Regions from separate parts of the Mus musculus genome. Here region 1 is linked to region 2. A link is a contact called in ENCODE Hi-C or POLR2A ChIA-PET data. All regions are on one chromosome and are shown on one strand. Each heading gives the region's core, a stretch centred on a gene start or an enhancer-like site at or near the end of the contact. The rest is flanking DNA. Distances are from core to core; before and after follow the strand shown.

Region 1 (2,700 bases), core at 187-2,686, 560 kb after region 2:
TGCATTTGAAAGAGTAAGGAGGGGAATATGGGAGGGTTGAGGAGGAGTGATGTAATGTCATAATCTCAAAAATAAAAACCTAGCCAGGTGTGGAGGCAGCACACATCTTTGATCCCAGTACCCAGAAGCCAGAGGCAGGCAGATCTCTGAAGTTGAAACCTTCCTGGTCTACAAAGAGAGTTATGAGATAGTCAGAGCTATATAGAGGAATTCTATATTTAAAAAGAAAATAATAATTAAAACACACACGGGGGGGGGGAAGAAGGGAGGGAGGAGAGGAGAGAGAAAGAGAAGCAGCCATATATTTCAAATGGCTCACTTATTAAAAATAATGTTGGAACTTCAAGTAAAAGGACAATGAGCTTTCTGCACACACAAAAATTATATAATGGGATTGTTGAATGTGAACACTAACAGCTTTTAAAGAGCATGATATTAAAAAAAAAAAATACATATAGCTGGATGTGATGGTGAATGCCTTTAATCCCGGTACTTGAGAGGCAGAGACAGGCACATCTCTGAGTTTGAGGCCAGTTTAATCTGCATAGAGAGCTGGAGGCCAGCCAGAATTACATAGTCCTTCAAAATGTATCAAAATAATAACAAAAACAACAACAATAATAACAACAACAACAATAACTCTGGCTGGTAAAATGGCACAGCAAGTAAGCTGCCTGCCACCAAGCCTAAAGAAATTATAGAGCCTGGAGAGCCCTATAATTAAGGGCACTGGCTACTCTTCTAGGAGACCCATATTTTGATCCCTGGTACCCATATGTTGGTTCACAAGCATCTGTAACTCCAGTTCGAGGAGATCTGGTGCCCTCTTCTGGCCTCCATGAGCATTGCATGCACGTGGTGCACAACCATGCGTACACATAAAGGGGAAATTTATTTAAATAGAAAATATAAGGCTAAAAATGTGCAATTATAAATTATATACCAGTGACCTACTATTAGTTTTAAAATATTTATACATATATGTATAGTATATAAGTGTACAATGTATACATTTAAATAAATTGAATACATATTACAAGCTCTATGCATGAACGAATTACAATTTTTATTGTGCCAATTAAGCCTGGCTTTTCAAGGAGGTGTGGTCGGTTATGTCATTTAACACGGAAGCTTCATGCTCTCAAAACCCACGCGCTGCCTCCCCGCGGACTGTGGTCTGGTGACCACGTCTCATCACAGTCGGCTAGTCAAAGCTTTTCCTGGGGGGAATCTTGGGACCTGCACGGAACCGTACTCGAGGGAATAGCCTCCTACTTCCTCCCCGTGCTGCACGCCCTTGTGCATCTCCAGGGAGAAATGACTCCTTTCGGACTCGCCTCCGCTGAGCTTCCCAATCACTTGGAACCCGCCCCGCCCCGCCCCGCCCCGCCCCGCCCCGCCCCGCCCCGCCCTCCATCTTCCCTCCCAGTGACGCTACTTCCGGAAGGGGCGTGGCCCACAGGAAGTCCTCGCCTTCGGGAAGAGAAGGCGTTTCCGTCTCCGGTGTCATGGCGGCCTCCTTCCCTGAAGGCGTGCCGGAGACCGAGGACGGGAAGAGACCGCAGTTCGGGCACCGGTTCCTGAGCGACCCGGCGCGCGTCTTCCATCACAATGCCTGGTAACTGCCCTGCATCTCGCCCGGCTCTTCGCCAGCCCGGAGCACTTGGAGAAAAGCCCTGCCCGCTGGCCCTCCTCCCGCGGCGGTAGCTGAAGCGTTCGCCTCCCGAGGACCGACGTTCCCGGGTCCGGGACCGGTGGGCCTGAAGCTGCCCGTTTGGTTTTCACAGGGACAACGTGAAGTGGTCCGAGGAGCAGGCCGCGGCGGCGGAGAGGAAAGTGCAGGAGAACAGCTCCCCGCTGGTGTGCCCGGAGAAGCAAGGTGCGCTCCGTTGTGCCCGCAGTGTGGGACGCGCCTCCTCCAGACGGCAAGAAAAATGGGGGCACCGGGATCGTTTTATCACTGACCTGATGGAGAACTCCGGCCCAGAACGGGTCGGGGAGGGGACGGGTTAGGAGGCAAAGGGGCTGTCTTCTAACAAAGTCTTGAAGCCATTGGGGTTGGACTTTGTTGTTGTTGTTGTTGAACTCTCTAGTTCTACGAGTGTCGCGTTGATGTGGCTGGCCTGTGGCAACCGTAAAGTCGTTCAGTCATCTTAGGGTAGCTTCTACAGTTTACCTTCTGCTGGGACGTTTCCATCAGAGCTAGATTGATGTGGTCGGATCCTAACGTACTGTGGGAGGAGAGGATTAGATCATAACATCTTTTCTTGAGGTGTTGGGTTTGGAGATGTGGGACTTCTACCAAAGAAAGATGCGTGCAGCAGAGTGGAGAGACGAGTCTGCTCAAAGCGAAAGAGGTCATTTCCGAAGACAAGAATAATTCCTTTATAAAATACTAGAACTGGTTGTCCCTGTTTCTAGGAGGCGTTTGAAAGTAAACCTGGAACTTTAAGGTAATAGGCATCAGGGGGTTGGAGAGATGGCTCATCGGTTATGATAATAAGCACTGATAGTTTCTCTATAGTACCGAGGTCACTGGCCAGGCACGTACCTCCTAAGATGTAGGGGTGTAATCTCTTGGGAGGCAGAGACAAGAGGTTGAGTGGGGTCAAGAGCATCCTTGCTACGTAGAGTTCCACTCCTGCCTGGGCTGCATGAGAGCTTGTCTCAAAAATAAGTATATGTATATATTCCAGTTGC
Region 2 (2,700 bases), core at 142-2,641:
ACATGTCTGGTGCATTTGGGGGTATCTGGAAGGTCTAAAGACTTCCCTTTTCCAATGGCAACATTTAAACAAATATTATGCACTGCTCAGGTGAGCAGTGTGAAGTGGGCTCCCTCACACTTTTTGGATCTCACTCCCTTTAAGCACAAGCGTCCTATTCACCAATGCAAAGCTCTTGACTCTTTTTACAGTCCATTGGGAGGATGCCTGTTAGACCAGAGAAGCCCCCTCAAGAGCTAGTTGAGTACATACAACTCTGTGAGCTCCCTTCCTCCCCCTCTCCTCCCTGCCCGATCCCTCCCTTCTTCCCTCCTCTCCTCCTCTCCCTCCCTTCTTCCCTTCCCTCTTCTATTCCCCCCTCCTTTCCCTTCTCCCTTCATCATGTGCAGAACTGTGCCGTCATCCTGGGTAGTCGCTGCGTGTCTTCTGTGTCTCCAGTGAGCTCATGGGCCACCAAGGACCTCTTACATCAGTCAGATGTTATGAAATATCACATGTGATGTGAAAGTTCAGGTTACATCACGAGTTCCAGTGTCAAAGCTACACATACCCAACACGAATGTATCATCTGCATCTGAAACAGTGACAGCACTCGGTGTTGTTCCTGAAATGGTTGAGCTGGAATGTCTGTCTTCTGATATTCCCTCGGAACAGCAGCGTGTCAGACTTCTCCAACCAAGGTCTCACCAGTTACTAAAATGAACACCCGTGTGTTTGGCTTCTGAGTCCTGGATCATTGGAAGAAAAAAATCAGTTCCACCTGCTGGGATTTGATTCCTAGTCATTAAAGCCTGTTTTAAGGTCACACCTTGTCACGAGACAGGACGTGGTACTAGTTCATCTGAAAAGGCAATGAATCATTTTCTGTTCATGTGACTACCGCGTGCTCTAGCAAAGCAACTGCACTAGCGGTCTCAGAACTCTGGTTCCCAGAGGCTCTGCCGTCAATAGCCAGAGACGCTTTCTAGCTGGCTCAATCTTAAAATGTTTTTGCAAAAAAGCGTCCAATACTTTTATAATTTATCCACCAGGGCCACTACAGTTTTATTCTGAGTCCGAGACCTGTTTTACTAGTTTTTAATGCAATTAAAACATGAAATAGATATGTATGAGGTCTTAATTTTTTTTATTGTGTGTGTGTTTTCATGTGCGTAAGCGCTCGCATGCATGCACATGTGGGGCTGGTGTGGGGGTGCACGTTATCATTCCTCAGGCACTATGCAACTTCTTACAAGTATGTATGCATGTATGCATGTATTTTTTGAGACAAAGGCTTTTACTGGCTTGGGATTCACCATGTGTGTAGACTTGGCTGGCGGGCCAGTGAGCCCCATGGGTCCGCCCCTCTCCACCTCTCAGTATTGGGATTGCAAGCACGCTACCCCACACTTTGCTTTCTTTGCTTCACATGCTAAAGATATTTCAGAACTTCCTGGTTCAAGGACCAATTTAGCTCTCATCATCACTTCCAGATTCCTCAGTAACTCTGTCACAGGCGTTCCTTGCTGCAAAGCTTTCCTCGTTTCTTTAGACTTGAAGTCATTAGTTGGCTATGGCTAAGTAGCCATGTTTCTCTATTAGACCAATGACTTCCAGCTCTTCTTTGCGTTTTCATTTTTCTACAGCTTCCAGACACTTTAGTAATTTTTCAGTCTCCACAAAAAGCACTTTCTCTTTATATAGTTTGTGGACTTCTTTCAGTCTTTTTTGGCCAACAGTGGCAAATCTTTCACCAGAAAATCAAAATGTGACAGTCTTAACAGATCCATTGTGAGACCTTCCATTTCTTGGTTTGTGTTTTATATCTGCTAGAGCAGAGACAATACCAACATTTTATTTTCTTTGTGTAGTTGTGCGTGTGTGCATGCACCTGCGTGTTTGGAGGTCAGAGAACAGCTCTGTGGACTCAGTTCTCTCCTCTCTTCTACCCTTGCCTACTCTATCTGGGGCGCATAGCAATAGCTTTCCCAGTAAAGTACAAGGACCAGAATTGGCTCCTTGGCCCTCATGTAAGAGCCAGGTGTGATGGCATGTGTTTTTAACTCCAGTGCTGGGGTGTGGGGGCAGAGACAAGAGGATTCTAGCATCTTACTCGACCTCCAGTTTAGCCAAAATGGCAAGCTCCAGGTTTGGTGAGAGATCTGTCTCAAAAAAGAAAGTGGGGCCAGGTATGGTGGCACATACCCTTAATCCCAGCCCTTTAAGGCCAGCCTGGTCTACAGAGCAAGCTCCAGGACAGCCAGGGCTACACAGAGAAACCCTGTCTTGAAAAACAAAACCAACCAACTAGCCAACCAAACTACCAAATATCAACAAGTAAGAGAAAGTGTAGAGACAGAGACAGAGAGCTGGCTCAGCAATCCTTGTAAAAGTCTCAAGGTCAACTCTCAGTGCCAAAATCAGGTACTCACAACTGCTTGCAATGCTAGCTTTGGGCAGTCTAACTCCTGGCTTCCCTGGGCACCAGCACGCTTGTGGTACACACGAACTTAATCAAGCACACACTCAGACATGCAGACATACACACACACACACACACACACACACACACACACACACACACATGATTCCCCAGGAAAAGTCACAGAACAGCTGTCATTGTTCTATCAACAGCTCCATTTCCAGGGGAGAAAAACCGTGGCATAAAGAAGTTAACTGGTGCTGGGCTACGGTGGGTCACACCGTTAATCTCAGCAGTTG

Evidence for each region. A loop is a pair of places that touch in the nucleus more often than their neighbours do. ChIA-PET counts read pairs that join two places held with the same protein, here RNA polymerase II (POLR2A).
Region 1: a map of T-helper 1 cell shows a loop between it and region 2 (2.5-fold over the local background). The contact joins the promoter of Mettl2 here to the enhancer-like site in region 2. A Hi-C loop is called at or near these places in 1 of 37 maps with a recorded cell type or tissue (T-helper 1 cell). POLR2A ChIA-PET finds 5 or more read pairs at or near these places in 1 of 5 experiments (Patski).

The regions. Positions count from the first base shown.
Region 1 is chr11:105,124,989-105,127,688 of GRCm38, forward strand. Mettl2 (methyltransferase like 2) reads left to right here and starts at 1,437. Exons shown (of 9, transcript NM_172567.3): 1 at 1,437-1,618; 2 at 1,788-1,879. The coding sequence starts at 1,509.
Region 2 is chr11:104,564,900-104,567,599 of GRCm38, forward strand. It overlaps a transcript of Myl4 not described here and the pseudogene Gm11661. Among named protein-coding and RNA genes, the nearest start is that of Gm11665, 4.1 kb to the left of the region's middle. Within about 2 kb of position 1,392, at least 1 of the 3 ENCODE cell types and tissues checked has a DNase peak (open chromatin) inside an H3K27ac peak, as active enhancers do.